2 separate regions of the Homo sapiens genome follow, and region 1 is linked to region 2. Evidence: read pairs that join two places in POLR2A ChIA-PET (ENCODE). Cell type or tissue: MCF 10A. All regions are shown on one strand. Each heading gives the region's core, and the rest is flanking DNA. Links, peaks and the distances in the headings are about the cores only.

Region 1 (8,333 bases), core at 232-8,231, 91 kb before region 2:
TATTCAAATAAATGAAACATTAAATGTTTAAAACAGGCTTTGGAATTAAAGCAGATCTAGGTTTGTACCTCTGTTTTGGCACTTATAGTTATGTGACTTTGTAAAGTTGCTTAGCCTCTCTAAGCCTCATAAAATGAATACAATAGTACTAGTCATATTATACACCTATCATAAATAAATCAAAATAGCATGCTTAGCTATTTTGTTTGACTCATACTAAGTACTATTTATTTTTATAAATCTTCTCTTTTAAGCTTGTTTCCTAAAAGTGGGGATAATATTATGTTTCCCAAAGATATGATGATTAAATGAAATTAAACAAGATAGAAAGTGTTCAATCCTAGCAGTTGCTATTACCGTTGCCATTATTACCATCATTACAGATGAATACTCTGATGAATTCATAAACTGTCCCTATGAGGTATTCACGGATGGGCTGCTTGTTGCAAACCTGGCTTCTTCCGTACCACTTGCAGGTCCTATATCCCTCAAGAACTCAAAGCAAAATCAGCTAACTAATGTAACAATAAATGTTTGAGAACCTATTATGTGCATTTGGCTAGAGCTTGCATAAACAGAAAAACATTATACTATGCCTGCTCTTAAACAGCTCAGATCACACAGGATAGGTAATCAAATGATTACCACATAATTATCATTCGATGAGAGAAATAATAATAGAAATATGGACAAATGCTATGGAAATAAGGTTATGGTACCATCTAGTAAGAATGACTGTCAACAACCCCAGGGTTCAAGAGGAAAAAAATTTTATGAAGTATTATGGTAGAAGGGTCCTTTTGCCAGTAACATCCCTCTTTTTGCCTGACTACTACTTCCTTCTCTGGCCTTGGTTTAGATACCAATTCTTCTGGTAGGCCTCAGTTGAGATATCAGTTCTGGTAAGCCAATCCCTGAGCCCCTAAGACTGGGCTGGGTGTCCCTCCTATGTGCTCCCATCTGTGCTTACCCCACTGGAGTACTAAGTACATTAATGGAATTGACTTCACTTTCCAGCCTTTCCAACTAGTTTGGTAGACTCTTGAGAGCATGGACTATTCTCATCCTCATATTCCCAAAGCATAATACAGTGCCCGGGACACAATGTTTATTGACGAATAAATAAATGAATTAACCTTGGGCAAGTATTTTAAGTCTTCTCTACCTCTACTGCCATATATTCTAAAGAAAAAATAACCTGCTCTAAAGGGCATAAGAAGGATAAAGAAGGCCAGATTCTGATCTATGTACTCTAGTATCAGAGTCCAGGGCCAACTGACCAACAATCTCGATGAGATATGCCAGGATCACCCCATCCCGGAGATCTTGTCGCAGGTCCTGCACAGGCTTCACTGCTGGCCTCTTCTTCAGCTGTGCATTCACCCAGGCCACATAGGCCTGCAGCTGTTGCTGGAAAATAAAAGATATAAGTAAGGGAAAGAGAGCATATTAATCTCAACCCTTACCTCATACCCTCTGAGGAAGCGTTTGTGACTGGGGTATAATAAACAACCCATATCCAGAAGCAGGAGAAATTTTTGAGGAAAGAGAGAAGAAAGATTATATCATGGTCAGACACACAGCATGTTCACAAATTCTCTAGTTTTATGCTAATCTCCAGTGATAAGCTAACCTCGGACTTGGGTGGCACTGTAGACACACATAAGCAGATGAGTCTTTCAATGACTATGACTCTTGCTTTCCTCAAGTTTTTCTCTGTTGACCAGGGATGAGGGCTTGGCCCAGAACCACAGCCAGTTTTCAGGTCTATTCACGACTGCCAGCAACCCACCGCACTTCTCAGAAACAATTACTCGTGCCATATGCATAACAGACTCTGATACTCATACGAATTGCTCTTGGGCAACCAGGAATAAACAATAAACCATGCTCAGAGCTGCCTCTCCCATAGCTGCTTTCTTCAAAATGAGACTTAAGTGAAATCATCTCACAGTCAACCCAAGATTTATTCTCCTGAGCCAATAATCCTAGGATTGCTACAGAGTTAGTTTTAATCCATGCTTTATATTGTCAAAGAGGATCTGGTTACCGAAAATCTACACAAAGAAGGAAAAAGAAAGGCTATAGTGAGCAATGTTACTGAAGACTAAGAGGCATTTTCATTTACTTTTAGACAAAGCTAGGGCCCAGTATTATCAGAAACTGGTCAGGCATCTACGTAGGGACATACAACTCATTCCAACCCTTGGAAACCTTACATATTACATTTTGTCCATTAAACAGAACTGGTATTCAGATGTTTATGCTGATTATTTGGTCAAAAGATGGGCACTAATATCAAAATATCACACAAACAATGTCACTCTCCAAGTAGCAGCTCTGACTGGTTTCTTTGCAGCCCAGGACCCTGAGCCTAAAATTTAAGTTCAAGGGCTAATTGTATTAATTTATAATTTGGTTAAAATACAGTTGATTCCTAAGCCCCAAGTACTTCCTTAATGAAACAATGTTGGAAATTACTCACTGGCTGCTTCCTGAACATAAATTAAATCGTCATTATTTTCTCTCTTTGTCAATTTGTGAGAATAAATAACATCGTTTGGAAGACAGTGCTAAGACAACAATCCATCAGCCACTGACAAACTGTAGGAAGTGCAACGATCAGGAGGAGGTGGGAGGAGGAATCTAATATTTATTGAGCACCTATCATGAACTAAACCAATTTTTGGTGTTTGACCCATGTTTTAATTAGTGAAGGTACCTGGGCCAGGGCCTGACATAAAATTGACGCTTACTAAATGTACTAAATGACATTATTTTTGTCATCGTCATCCAATTCAATTCTCAGAAAAACACTAGAGTTAGCATTATCTCCATTTTATGGATGAGGTTCAGAGAGGTTATGTAACTTCTCTAATGTCCCCATAGCTAGGACATAGCAGACATGGTATTAAAACCCAGTAATGTTGTCCATGCATTTACCAAGGGTCTCTTGCTATCCAACTTACTCCACAGAACAGAAATGGCTGCACCTTCTGCCTCACGTGGGCCAGACACCCATCACCAGGGACCAGATGAGATCTGTGATGCTCCAAGGTCTGCTCCCATTGTGCAGTCAGAAGCAGACCAGGCAAAGGGCACCTCTAGAGTGAACCACTCTGGTCTGAGGGAAAGCAGTTAAGCCCAGAAAGAACACTAAGGTGACTGGTGGGATCTGATTACCTGGCTTTTATATAAAACTCCTAACCAATTTCCCTGTATCTATTATCATCCTCAACCCACCCTCCACACATTCCTGCTTAAAATCTGTTACTTGTCTCCAATTATCCTCAAAGATAAAATCCAATTGCCATTTAAGCTCGTCACGTGCTAGCCTTCACCTGTTCTCCAGCTTCACCCCCATTCCCCAAATACCCACCATGCTTCAGCTCATCTGAATTATGTACAGTTCCCCAAATGCACCATGCTTTCCAGCCGCTCCACCTCCTTCTAACTCCTGCCTCTTTTTTTTTCTTGGAGATGGAGTCTTGCTCTGTCGCCCAGGCTGGAGTGCAGTGGCATGATCTCAGCTCATTGCAACCTCCGCCTTCCAGGTTCAAGCAATTCTCTCGTCTCAGCCTCCCAAGTAGCTGGGACTACGGGTGCCTGCCACCACGCCGGGCTAATTTTTGTATTTGTAATAGAGATGGGGTTTCACCATATTGGTCAGGCTGGTCTTGAACTCCTGACCTCAGGTGATCCACCCACCTAGGCCTCCCAAAGTGCTGGGATTACAGATATGAGCCACCGCACCCGGCCAACCTGCCTCTTCTTAAGTCTCAGCTCAAGTATCACTTTTTTCAGAAAGCTTTCCCTGACCTCTCAGATACCACAGACTCTGATCTCCCTGAGGGCTTCCTATGTCACACAATCAGTTCAACAATAATTTGAGGCACTGTACCCAGTTATGAGGCTACAACAAGCCCCAGCTTGCAGGCTGGTAGAAACAAAGCTATGACGGGGTACATAGGGTGCTAACAGAGTATTAGCCCAACCTGAACCCCAAGCTTCAGAGGGTCTCCTGAAGGAGGAAAAGAAGCAAAGAGGACAGTGAGCTCAAAGGAGCTAAGGCCTGAAATATGCTTTATGTGGAGAGTCACAATAGTTCAGAATTATTTGACTCTTAGAGTAGCAGGTGCTCAACAAATATTTGTTTGAATCAGTTAATCATTTGTCACATTTTATCAGGCCAATAACTAAGATGACTGCAAAAGTTAATTGCGGGGGGACAAACAAGAACAAGTATTTTTCTTGAGGTCAAGATAATTTCTACTTAAGTAACCTTAGCTTTTTCTTGCCCGTAGAAGTTGTCTCTGATGCAAAACTGATTAGTACTGTTGAGTACTTTTCATGCACATTACTCACAGTCTGGTCTTCCAACAAAAGAGGATTCCACAGCATAAACAGTAATAGTCACTTTTCAGAACACCTACTTTGTATCAAGAGCTATGCTAGGTTCTTTAAACACATTTTATCTAATGCTAATCTGGCAGGGAGATGTTTTTGTATTTATTTTCCTCATTGAAAACAGAGACACAAAACGGTGAAATAACTTGTTCATGGTTACCCAAACAGTAAATCATGAATATGGAATCCAGATATGACTCCCAAGCCAATGCTCTTTCCACTCTACCACACTGCTGCCTAAATAAATGCACTGCTGAGGCTTAAATGACTTCCCTAAAACTTTCAGGATGTACCTGAGTCAAACCACTCCCTCCACCACATCCAATCCATGAATCTCTTGTGTAATAAACTATACTAAGCGGCTGTCTACTAAAGTGTGCTTCCCAGATCAGTAGCATCGGCAACACCTGGGAGCCTCCTGCAAACTCCTGGGCTCCTCCCCAGCCTACTGAATCAGAGCCTATATCTTAACAAGCTCTCCTGGTGATTCATATGCACATGAAAGCATGAGAAGCACTGACCCAGCCCGCTGTTGCCATACCTGGCTGCACGTCAAGGTCACAAGGGAAGTTTTTCATAAGCAGACGTCATCCTAAATCTACCAGTTGTCTCCAGAGGGTAGGAACTCAGAAAGATTTATCTTCCCAAGCTTTCCCATATGATTCTTGTAAAGCTGATTTGAGTCTTTTCCCAGCGAAACAGTCCAGTTCCCTTAACCAAGGGGTTCCCAGCCCCCTTGGTTAACAACCAGAATCACCTGGAAAGCTTTTCAAAAAATACTAATGTCTAGGCCCACCATAGAGCAGTCAGAATTTCTGAGAGTGGGACCAAGGTATATCAGTATTCCTCAAGTGCTCCTAGTAACATGCAGAGATGTGAGCCAAGGTTAACTATTCCTTACATAAAATAGTTAAAAGTATTACTGTTTTTCTTTTTCTTTTCTTTTTTTTTTTTTTTAAGACAGAGTTTCACTCTTGTCTCCCAGGCTGGAGTGCAGTGGCATGATCTCGGCTCACTGCAACCTCCGCCTCCCGGGTTCAAGCAATTCTCCTGCCTCAGCCTCCCGAGAAGCTGGGATTACAGGCGCCAGCCACCATGCCCACCTAATTTCTGTATTTTTAGTAGAGATGGGGTTTCACCATGTTAGCCAGGCTGGTCTCGAACTCCTGACTTTGTGAACCACCCACCTCGGCCTCCCAAAGTGCTGGGATTACAGGCGTGAGCCACTGCGCCCGGCCAAAATTGTTACTGCTTTTCTAAATCTGAATCCATGACACCTAGAACCTGATGCTCCCTAGACGTAATGAAGACATACAGCTTCTTTATTCAAAATGCTGTATTTCGCCGGGCACAGTGGCTCATGCCTGTAATCCCAGTACTTTGGGAGGCCAAGGTGGGCGGATCACTTGAGGTCAGGAGTTCAATACCAGCCTGGCCAACATGGTGAAACCCTGTCTCTACTAAAAATACAAAAATTAGCCGGGTGTGGTGGTGTACACTTGTAATCCCAGATACTTGGGAGGCTGAGGCAGGAGAATCACTTGAGCCTGGGAGGTGGAGGTTGCAGTGAGTCGAGATTGCGCCAGTGCACTCCAGCCTGGGCGACAGAATGAGACTCCATCTCAAAAACAAACAAAAACAAAATGCTGTATTTCTCTTTCTCCTCTTTCCTTCCTTCTTTGGCCAATAGATCACACTGCTGACTTGCACTAAGAGGTCATTCAAAACCACTAAGTATTATTTTTCATTCTGAAACAATCTTAGACTTAGCAAAAAGGCAGCAAAAATGGTAGAGTTCACCATTACCCAGGTAGCCCAAATTTTTACATCTTACATAAGCACAGTACAATGATCAAAACAGGAAGCTAATGTTATGGGATCCTTGAGTGTCACTTTGCTAGCTGGAAACCTGGCCAGTGGTGCCTTTGCCTGAGTTTTGCTTGGGCCCACTGGGCCCACTCAGTCTGGCAAGCTCGCACTGCCGGCTTGGATCCCGTGCCTGCTAAGGGCAAGTGGAGTGGCAAGGGGTGTGTGATCAAGTGAACATGGGGTCCAGCCACTGTGCACAGCCAGAAACACTGACTGTGGTGGGGTGGGCAGCTCCAGGGACTGGCACAGGTGCTGGCTCCCTGCGATGCTGCAGCTGGACCAGGCATACTGCAAGCAGCTTCCACAGCTGGCACCAGGGAATGTGGTGGCGCCTGGAAGCTTGGAGACTCCAAGAACCACAGAGCCCAAAAGAGGGTGTCACAGCCCTGGCTTGGGGAGCTCCTAGGTCTGGGCTCCCCAAAGGGAGCTCTTCTCTCTGCAGCTCTTCTCTCCTCTGTTCTCTCCTTCTTGTTGCCTGCAACATGGTGAGCAAGGGGCATGTTTCAGACCTGTTGGTGTTACAGCTCTTTCAGCCCCACCATTTGGCAGGTCCCAAGTTCCTGCCCTGCATCCAGGAAGAATGAGGTATGTGGGTAAGTGGAGGGTAAGGTGAAGAGGAGCTTTATTGAGCGATAGAACAGCTCAGAGGAGACGTGCAGTGGGTAGCTCATCTCCACAGCCAGGGTGTCCCGATGAGTGTTCAGCTCTCAGCAGAGTGAAGACCCTGGAGTGGGTAGCTCTTCTCCTTGGCTGGTTTTCCCATCATCTGCTCACCATTCAGCAGGGAGGAGACCCTGGAGTGGGTAGCTCCTCTCCGCAGGCAGGTCGTCCCATCATTTTCCAAGTCTGGTTGAGTCTGGGGTTTTGATGGGCTTCAAAGGGGAGGAAGTGTGTACTGATTGGTTCATGGGTGGCCATGGGTAGGCCTGGAAAAAACACCATAAATTCCCACTCCGGTCTGCGGGGCTGGCAGCCTGACCCCCCAGGCTTCAGGCCTCCCTGGTTTGAAGGTGGGGCTTCACCGGGAACCCGCCCCTTTCCACACAGGAGCCTGTCTGCCTCCTGCCACGTGCCAAGGGGCACGTGTAGACCAGCGCTGAGCTGCCCACACCATCCCCTCAGCCTCCCTCTGGTGCTTTTCGGCACCCAAAGTCCAGAGGGAGCTAAGGCAGCAGGGGGCTGGCATATCAGTGCTGCCCCAACCCTGTGCACACCCAGCCAGGTTGTGGCAGTGCCCGGGCTTGGCCTCAACTTTGCTCCAAGATCGGAGCAGGTGCAGGGAGTCGGGAGAGGCCAGGCAGCAGGAGCAAGCATTTCCAAGCCTAGCCCCTGAGAGTGCAGCGATGCCTGGGTCCACAGCTGTGGCTTGGGCAGCTGCAGCTGCAGCTATACCTGAGGGGTTGGGGCTCCTGCCTGCTCCTGGCCCCCAAGAGCACAGGGATGCCTGGTCCACAGCCATGGTTTGGGTGGCTGCAGCTGTGCCCGGGAGGCCGGGACTCCTACCTGCTTCTGGCCCACAAGAGCACAGGGATGCCTGGGTCCACAGCTAGGGCTCTGGTGACTGCAGCTGCGCCCAGGAGGGTGGGGCTCCTGCCTGCTCCTGGCCCCCAAGAGCACAGGGATGCCCAGGTCTGCAGCTACAGCTGGACAGCTGCAGCTGCACCCAGAGAGCATAAAGCTCCCACCCTGCCAACTCAGAGGGGGCAGGCTTCTGCCTGTCCCTGGCTCCCACCAGCTCTGTGGAGCGTGCCGCCCCGGCCACACCTGCCCCACTGCAGCCGGCATCATGGCAACAGCTGCTCCAGATGGACTGCCGCTGCCATCACTAACAGTGACAAAATACCATTACCTAATCTAGACTTGGTTCAAATTTCACCAACTGTCCCACTAATGTCCTTTATCTGGTCCAGGATCCCTTCCAAGATCTCACAGTGCACTAGGCTGCCACGTCTCTTCCATCTCCTCCAATCTGGAACAGCTGCTCAGTCTTTGTCTTTCATGACCTTGACAATTTTGAAGAGTGCTGGCCAGTTATGTTGTACAATGTCCCACAATTT
Region 2 (8,333 bases), core at 136-8,135:
AGTCTCTGCTATAGATTGACCTACCAGACCTGTGACAAGGCCCTCACCCAGCAGCAAGTAGCATCAATGCAGTCCCAGTTTAGGAAGGAGATTCAACAACACCTATATGTTATACCTCGGTAGTTTGGTAAATCCTTTTCTGCAGTGTGATCCTTCATTGCGGGGGATGTGGAGGAAAATTACCAACTTGCAACCAGTAGTCCTTTCTGGATTTTTGTTTTTGTAAAATCTTTTACTTTGTGACCATAGCTACTGTTCGTTGATCTTTTTTTTTTTTTTTTTTTGAGACGGAGTCTTGCTCTGCCGCCCAGGCGGGAGTGCAGTGGCAGTGGCATGATATCAGCTCACTATAAGCTCCACCTCCCAGGTTCATGCCATTCTCCTGCCTCAGCCTCCCGAGTAGCTGGGACTACAGGCACCTGCCACCACGCCTGGCTAATTTTTTTTTTTGTATTTTTAGTAGAGACGAGGTTTCACCGTGTTAGCCAGGATGGTCTCAATCTCCCGGCCTCGTGATCTGCCTGCGTCGGCCTCCCAAAGTGCTGGGATTATAGATGTGAGCCACCGCGCCCGGCCTACTGTTAGTTGATCTTAAAGATACCTTGACTCTATTACTGAAACTTATAGATTATAATGTGATTGGTGACATTTGGAGTTGTGTAATATTTTGGTCCCGAGAAGTGACTAAAACAATAAACAAAACAGCATCTTGTACTTTAGATGCTCTATTGTTGAACAGGCAGTAGAACTTAAGTGTCTCATCAAATATAAATATGTTTTCCACACTGTCAATTACTCTTCCCTTAACTTTGTTGTATCATTTCATTAAATCACCTTATGAGAGTAGTTTTTGGCATCAGACTAACATTTATTAGCTTGGGAAATTGCAAATATTCCACATTAATTTTGGTATTATTATTATAATCATCACCATTTTAATTCTGTGGTTGAAAGTCATGGAACGAATAAAGTGTCAGATTTAGGGTTAACATTTGGGTCTGTTTGACTCTAAAGCCCATGTTCTTTCTGCTACTTTCTGTTACTTCTTCCCTAGTCTTTAACAGTAATCGTTCAACTGTGATTAAACTTTGCCTCTCTGGATTTTGGGGCCTTCTGTTGTAAGTATCTCTAAGGGACACTGGAAAATTAGCTTAGGATTCTGCAGAATGCGGTACTCTAATGTGAAGTAATGTATGCTCCTGTTAATAGTTAGGCTCCACATTTGGGATTATATTCTGTGAGAGACATGACTGTCTTATTTATTCTTAGAGAAAAGCACTTGGGAAGGCAAGAATGGAAGTACAGAGACAAATTAGGAGGTTATTGCAGTAATGCAAATGAGATAATGACCTGGACCAAGGTGGTAAAATGTTGGGTTGGATAATATTTGGAAGGACTTGCTGATGAATTAAACATTTGTGTGTGGGTGAGAGAGGTGTGGGGTTAGAGAAATAAAGGAATTAAGCAAGACTACTAGGTTTTTGACCTGAATACCTAGAAGATTGGAAGTGTCATTAACTTGGATGGAAACACTGCCATACGAGTAAGTTTGGGGAGTGGGATAAAGAATCAAGGGATCTCTTACAGACACATCTATTGCTGAGCTCTCCACATTGACTATTTTGCTAACTGATGGCAGGTAATGTGATTTATCCCTTTCTTCTATCCTCAGTAGTGCTTGGTACATGTATAAGGTAGCGTTTGAAAGCTGGATCTTAAAACAAGGGCAGGAATGTGAAGGGAGAATTGTTAGGCAAGTAGGGTGTGCATTTTGGGCAGAGGACATCCATAAACAGAGATATAGATAAGGGAGCATTTGGGGGCACTTTCTAGGCTAGTTAGCTGGGATGTAAAGTGTGCATAGGAAAGTAGTGGGAGATAAGATTGGAACGGTAAGTTGGGGCTGGAGTTCATGAATACCAAATGCTAGAATAAGGAGTTTGTACTTTATTTGGTAGGCAATAGGAAAACATCCGGTGGTTTTTTATTAAGGAAGTGCCCCAGAGTAGTGCTTTGGAAAATTAACTGGTTAATGTTGCACAGGATGAATTTGAGATGAGTGATCCCTGTGGAGATGCTATTGTGTTAGTCCTACGTAGACAGGGAGGGACCTGCATTAGACTTAAATGAAAAGGAGGAGATGGGTATATGAGATACAGTTAGGCTGGGTGTAGTGGCTCACGCCTATAATCCCAGCATTCTGGGAGGCTGAGGTAAGTGGATCACTTGAGGCCAGGAGTTCCAGACCAGCCTGGCCAACATGACGAAACCTAATCTCTACTAAAAATACAAAAATTAGCCAGTGTGGTGGCAATAGTCCCTGCTACTAGGGAGGCTGAGGCAAGACAATCTCTTGAACCTAGGGGGCAGAGGTTGCAGTAAGCTGAGATTGTGCCACTGCACTCTAGCCTGGGTGAGCAAGGAAGACTCTTGTCTCAAAAAAAAAAAAAAAAAAAGAAGAAAAAGAAAAGAAAAAAAGAGTTAAGCTGGATATTTGAACTTGGTAACTAATGACTGCATGTGAGAATTGAGCAATATGATCAATCTCCATTTTCAATACTTGGGAATTTTTAGTAGGAAATCACAACCTTCTGAGACCTTGTCAAGAGATTAGCATTCCCTCTATAAACTTGTCCCAGTTACTGGCATGGAGCTCGACAGGGTAGGATATAGCTCTGTGATTAGAGGAGTGGATAGAGTGTCAGGATTAGATGAATGACCCCCAAGATATGGGGGTCACAGGTATGATATCATCAATGTGCCAGTATAAAAATGATTGTAGGAAATGAAGACCTTTCACCAGATCTGGTGGGAAGAGAGAGCATGGGCTTTCCGGTAAGATAGTCCTGGGCTGGAACATAGCTCCACCATTTACTAGCTCCAAGTTTATTTAGTTTCCTGGTAAATAAAACAAGGTTGTTGTATTAAGTTTAAAAAGGATAAAATATGTAAAATGCCTACCACAATGCCGTAGTAGCGATGACAGTGATGGACATCTGGTTCAATTTGCCGCACAGAATTTCATCAGTCTACACTCTGCCATTACCGGTTTGTCTCTCTGAAGCAGTTTTTAGCTACAGGCTGCCTCTGTCACTCTTACCAAAATACAGAGAAGGCAAGGTGTTAAAAATGACATTTTAAGGACCTTTTAGTAGATAGCTGTGCTGTGATATTTAACTGAATACTTCACATCTCACTATGTAGATTTCTTTAATCACTTTCTATTTGTTTTTTCATTTAAATAGGGGAGCTGAGAGGTGGTTTTTTTTTTTTTTGAGAATGGAGAATGCTGAAAAGTGACGGAAAAGAGGGTTGGAGGGAGGTAGGAATGGCTAGAGTTAGAAGCAGGTGGATGGGACAGCCCTGATGAAGAAACTCCTCAGGTTCTATTTCTTCGCTACTCGGGGATCTGCCCCAATTGGCCCAGTAACGCTATAATTTAGTATTTTCTGCGCATGTCAAGGTCTTTTGTCCCTCGGCGGACACCGTTTGCCAGCCAAAGCTATGTCTGCGCGCTCACCGACTTCATAGGGTGCCGAATTCTTTTTTCCCCAGGCTTGCCATGGCTAGTCGAGGGGCTCGGCAGCGCCTGAAGGGCAGCGGGGCCAGCAGTGGGGATACGGCCCCGGCTGCGGACAAGCTGCGGGAGCTGCTGGGCAGCCGAGAGGCGGGCGGCGCGGAGCACCGGACCGAGTACGTGTGCGGCGCGGCAGGGGCGTGGCCGGCCGGCGGGGCGGTTCGGGGCTGCCCCCGGGAGGGTCTTAGCTGTGGCGCGCGGGGCTCAGTCCGGCCTGGCCTCACCGCGGGAGGCCCGAGCTCCCTCTTCAGCTAGGTCCTATTGGTCTTCCTGGGCGGGTCAGCATTCAGTCTTCGCCCACCTTAGATCCCTCCACTGCGCTGTAAAACTGCCTTGGAGTGCGGATCTGTGATGCTCCTGGGCCAGGCCTAGAGTGGGCACAGCCTCTGTGGGAGATGTAGACAGGATCAAAGAGTATACCTTTTACGGCTGTTCCTCACAGCTCCTTTTATTCTCCCTCAAGTCCCGACCCTTTACTGGGCCCATCCAACCCGCCATCACCTCTTCCCAAACCCTGGAGGCTGCAGGTTAGAACTGCATTAAGGGAGCTGTCAACATATGGAATTGGAGTAGGCTATGTACCTTGCACCTAGGCTTCTATCTGAACATAAGGGGGAATGAATAAAGCCATCAAAAGCAATGACCTTGTTAAGAAAAGAAAGAAAAGGAGAATGACAGCTTTGTGGCCTTCAAGTGAGTGATTAGTTGGCTTGGGATAAATGGAGTGACATAAATGCATTGAGCTAAAGTGTATGAGTTAATTTATGCCTTAAAAGCAGGAAGTGGAAGGAGTGATTGAGTGATTAAAGTCAATTCTTCAGAAGGCTGAGGCAGGAGGATTACTTGAGCCTAGGAGTTTAAGTCCAGCCTGGGCAACATAGCAAGACCCTATCTCATAAAAATTTTTTCTTAAAAATCTGAATTTTTATTAATTTTACTGAGAAAAAACAACTAGCTATTCACCTTTTTAGGTGAATAACTTAAGTGCTTTGATGTCCCTTGCCCTTTTTGTCCTTTCTATCTAGATTTAGGTCTTCTGATTAGCAGGTCCTTCCTGACATGCTTTTTTTTTTTTTTTTTTTTTTGCTTTTGAACAGGTTATCTGGGAACAAAGCAGGACAAGTCTGGGCACCTGAAGGATCTACTGCTTTCAAGTGTCTGCTTTCAGCAAGGTTATGTGCTGCTCTCCTGAGCAACATCTCTGACTGTGATGAAACATTCAACTACTGGGAGCCAGTAGGTGATTTCTTTAGTTTTCTCTTTTTGTTCTTGATTTTGCAGCATAGGTGTTATTACCAATCGAGAGACAAATAATATACAAGTGTGACTCCTAGTAAAATAACTGTATTTTCTTAAAAAAAAAAACAAAAAAACAGGCCTATAATCCCAGCACTTTGGGAGGCTGAGGCCGGTGAATTGCCTGAGGTCAGAAATTCGAGACCAGCCTGACCAACATGGTGAAACCCCGACTCTACTAAAAATACAAAAATTAGCCGGGCATGGTGGTGGGCGCCTGTAGTCCCAGCTACTCGGGAGGCTGAGGCAGGAGAAATGCTTGATCATGGGAGGCAGAGTTTACAGTGAGCCGAGATCACACCATTGCACTCCAGCCTGGGCAACAGAGCGAGACTCTGTCTCAAAAAACAGAGATGGGGGCTCATTATGTCACCGAGGCTGGTATTTAACTCCTAGGCTCAAGCGATCCTCTCACCTCGCCTTCCAAAGTGTTGGGATTACAGGCGTGAGCCACTGGGCCTGGCCAGTAACATGTTTTCACTTTTGTATTCTAAGCGGATGATTTACCTGCTATTGAAGGCTGTAGGGAATTTAGCTGGTTTACACAAAGGTGTAATTTGTAATTTTCTTTTTTTTTTTAAATGAAAATAATACCTGGAGATAGTTTTTAAAGTTAACAACTACTAAAATACCTAAAGGAAAAACAGTAGCTTTCTATTCCACTTCTCGTGTCCAAATCCTACTTTCCAGAAGCAACCACTTTTTTTCACTTTTTAAGTTATTTCTTCTGACGGTTACCAAAATAGTGTTACTAAATAGTATACTTTTATTGCTATTTATTGATTTACACATTACCTGTTGACTTTTATTATAGAAAATTCAAAGGTAAAATTTTCTGATCACATTTTGAATTAAAAAAATGAAGGAAGACTGTTAAGTGTAGGTTGTTTAAGGAGAATATAAAATTTAGAGGTTTTCTGTTTTGGCTAACAAGTATTGAGAAAAAATAAGTAGAAGGTAAAATTTAAGCTTTCAGTGTTGACCAAACAGCAATCTTGTAAAATTTATAATGTCTTAATATTTTAAATATTGTATCATTTTGATTCCTTTTTTATCCATCAATTGCAGATCGCCCAGGCTGGAGTGCAGTGGCATGATCTAGGTTCACTGCAACCTCTAATTCCCAGGCTCAAGTGATTCTCCTGGCTTAGCCTTCCAAGTAGCTGGGACTGCAGGCATGCACCACCATACCATGCTACTTTTTTTTTTTTTTGGTAGAGATGGGGTTTTGCTATGTTGCCCAGGCTTGTCTTTAACTACTGGGCTCAAGCAGCCTGCTTGCCTTGCCCTCCCAAAGTGCTGGGATTATAGGTGTGAGGCATCGTGCCTGGCTTGCCTTTGTTTTTAATATTTCTGCTCAGAAACTTCACTTGCATCTGCTTAACAGAGATTTTTGGCCAGTATAACCCTGAATCTATCTGTTTTGTATTTTTAGACACACTACCTCATCTATGGGGAAGGGTTTCAGACTTGGGAATATTCCCCAGCATATGCCATTCGCTCCTATGCTTACCTGTTGCTTCATGCCTGGCCAGCTGCATTTCATGCAAGAATTCTACAAACTAATAAGGTAAGGGCAGACCAACCTGGAAGCAATCACAATTGATCAAGAGGTGAGTCTCTGGTATAGTTTTGAGAAAAGGACAAAATGAATTGGAAGTTAAAAGGGAACTTTTTTTGAAGAAGAATCATTTATCCAATTCACCATTCAACAAGCATTAATGAAACAACTTTTATTTGGTAGACACTGTATTAAGTGCTGTGGCTATAACAGTAACCAAGCCCCTGACTTAATGAAACTTGTGGTTTAGTGGAGAAGATGAACATTGAACAAATCATTCTAAATATGGTGGGTCTTATGGAGGAAAAGTACAATGTACGGTGGAATAGCATATTAGGAGGGTCTAATTTAAGTAGAGTGCTGAGAAATAATTAGATGTTAACTGGGACCTAACCTGATTAGTTTTCAGAAATTTGACTATGATGCGTCTTGGTGTGGATTTCTTTGGGTTTGTCCTGTTTGGAGTTTATTCAGCTTCTTGAATCTTTGGGCTTATTCCTTTTGCCAAATTTGGAAAGGTTTTAGTTTTTATTTTTTTGAATACTTTTTCAGCCCTGTCCGGTTTCCTCTTCTTCTGGAACTTTGATGATGTGAATGTCAGATCTTTTGTTATTAGTCCCCCAGGTCTTTGAGACTCTGTTTTCAATTTATTTTCTCTCAATGGTCAGTGGAGGCCTGGTAGGGAACCTCGAGTTCTACCTCCACTTGGCGGTAACAAGGTAGAGACTTCCCACTAACGCTCTTTCCCTGCTGGGTTAGTGGGAAGTAGTATCAAAAGAAGCCAGCTAAAACAGAAAGCTTAAATAAGATCGTAGGAGCACAACAGTGCAAAGAAAGCATGCTGAGCCCATGAATAATCCAGAATCTCATAATGCAATACCTAAAATGTCCAGCTTTCAACTGAAAATGACCTGTCATACCGAGAATCAGGAAGATCTCAAACTGAATGAACTGTTGTTCACATTGAGTAATTTCTTTTCTTCTGTCTTCCACTTCACTGATTCTTTCCTATGTCCCCTCTTCCAATGCTGACCCCGTCCATTGCATTTTTAGTTTGTTCTATGTACTTTTTCAGTTTTAAAATTTCCATTCAGTTTTTCTTTATATCTTCTAATTTTTTTTACTGAGACCTTCTCCTTTTTCATTTGCTTCAAGCATATTCTTAGTTATTCACTGAAATATTTTTACAAAGCCCGCTTTAAATTTTGTTAGATAATTCTGACACCTCTGTCATCTTGGTGTTGGAATCTATCGATGGACTGTTTTCATTCAGTTTGAGATTTCTACAAGACCTGGTAGGATCTATTAAGGTATTAGACTGTTGTTCTTTTCCCCCCAAGTCTGTTATGTAAAGCCACTGCAAGGTTTTCAGACAAAAGAGAGGTATGATTGCATTTACATTTTAGAATGATCAGAAAGGTGGCACCTGCAGAAAGTGACAAAATACTGTCCCTCCCTTCCCTATCCGGTATCTCATTTCCATTTTTTTGTTTGTTTGTTTGTTTGGTTTGTTTTTGAGACGAAGTCTCACTCTGTCGCCCAGGCTGGAGTGCAGTGATGTGATCTCGGCTCACAGCAACCTCCGTTTCCCGGATTCAAGTGATTCTCCTGCCTCAGCCTCCTGAGTGGCTGGGATTACAAGCTTGAGCCCCCACGTGTGGCTAATTTTTTTGTATTTTTAGTAGAGACAGGGTTTCACCATGTTGGCCAGTCTGGTCTCAAACTCCTGACCTCAAGTGATCCACCTGCCTTGGCCTCCAAAGTGCTGGGATTACGGGCGTGAGCCACTGCACCTGGCCTCATTTCTGGTTTTTTTTTTTGAACTTGTCAAAGGAAAGATAATAAAGGGTGAAGGGCTCAGCAGAAAACTAACAATGTGCTATGCAGAGGGTTTTTATT

Evidence for each region. Peaks named below come from ENCODE experiments on the same cell type or tissue, not always from the same donor. Only the 100,000 strongest peaks of a DNase experiment are listed, where the experiment ranks them.
Region 1: POLR2A ChIA-PET joins it to region 2 with 12 read pairs; 7 of 35 experiments call an interaction of 5 or more read pairs at or near these places.

What each region holds. Positions count from the first base shown.
Region 1 is chr11:111,957,626-111,965,958 of GRCh38, reverse strand. It overlaps DIXDC1 (DIX domain containing 1), which reads right to left. Exons shown (of 20, transcript NM_001037954.4): 2 at 1,281-1,410. Among named protein-coding and RNA genes, the nearest start is that of DIXDC1, 24 kb to the right of the region's middle. In MCF 10A, for the core only: no CTCF peak of the experiment used is centred there; a DNase peak (open chromatin) is centred at 4,868.
Region 2 is chr11:111,866,712-111,875,044 of GRCh38, reverse strand. ALG9 (ALG9 alpha-1,2-mannosyltransferase) reads left to right here and starts at 3,464. Exons shown (of 15, transcript NM_024740.2): 1 at 3,464-3,693; 2 at 4,675-4,813; 3 at 6,309-6,443. The coding sequence starts at 3,563. It overlaps FDXACB1 (ferredoxin-fold anticodon binding domain containing 1), which reads left to right. Exons shown (of 5, transcript NM_138378.3): 5 at 1-989. The coding sequence ends at 123. RefSeq lists a silencer at 3,519-3,828. In MCF 10A, for the core only: a CTCF peak has its summit at 4,011; DNase peaks (open chromatin) are centred at 3,474 and 4,094.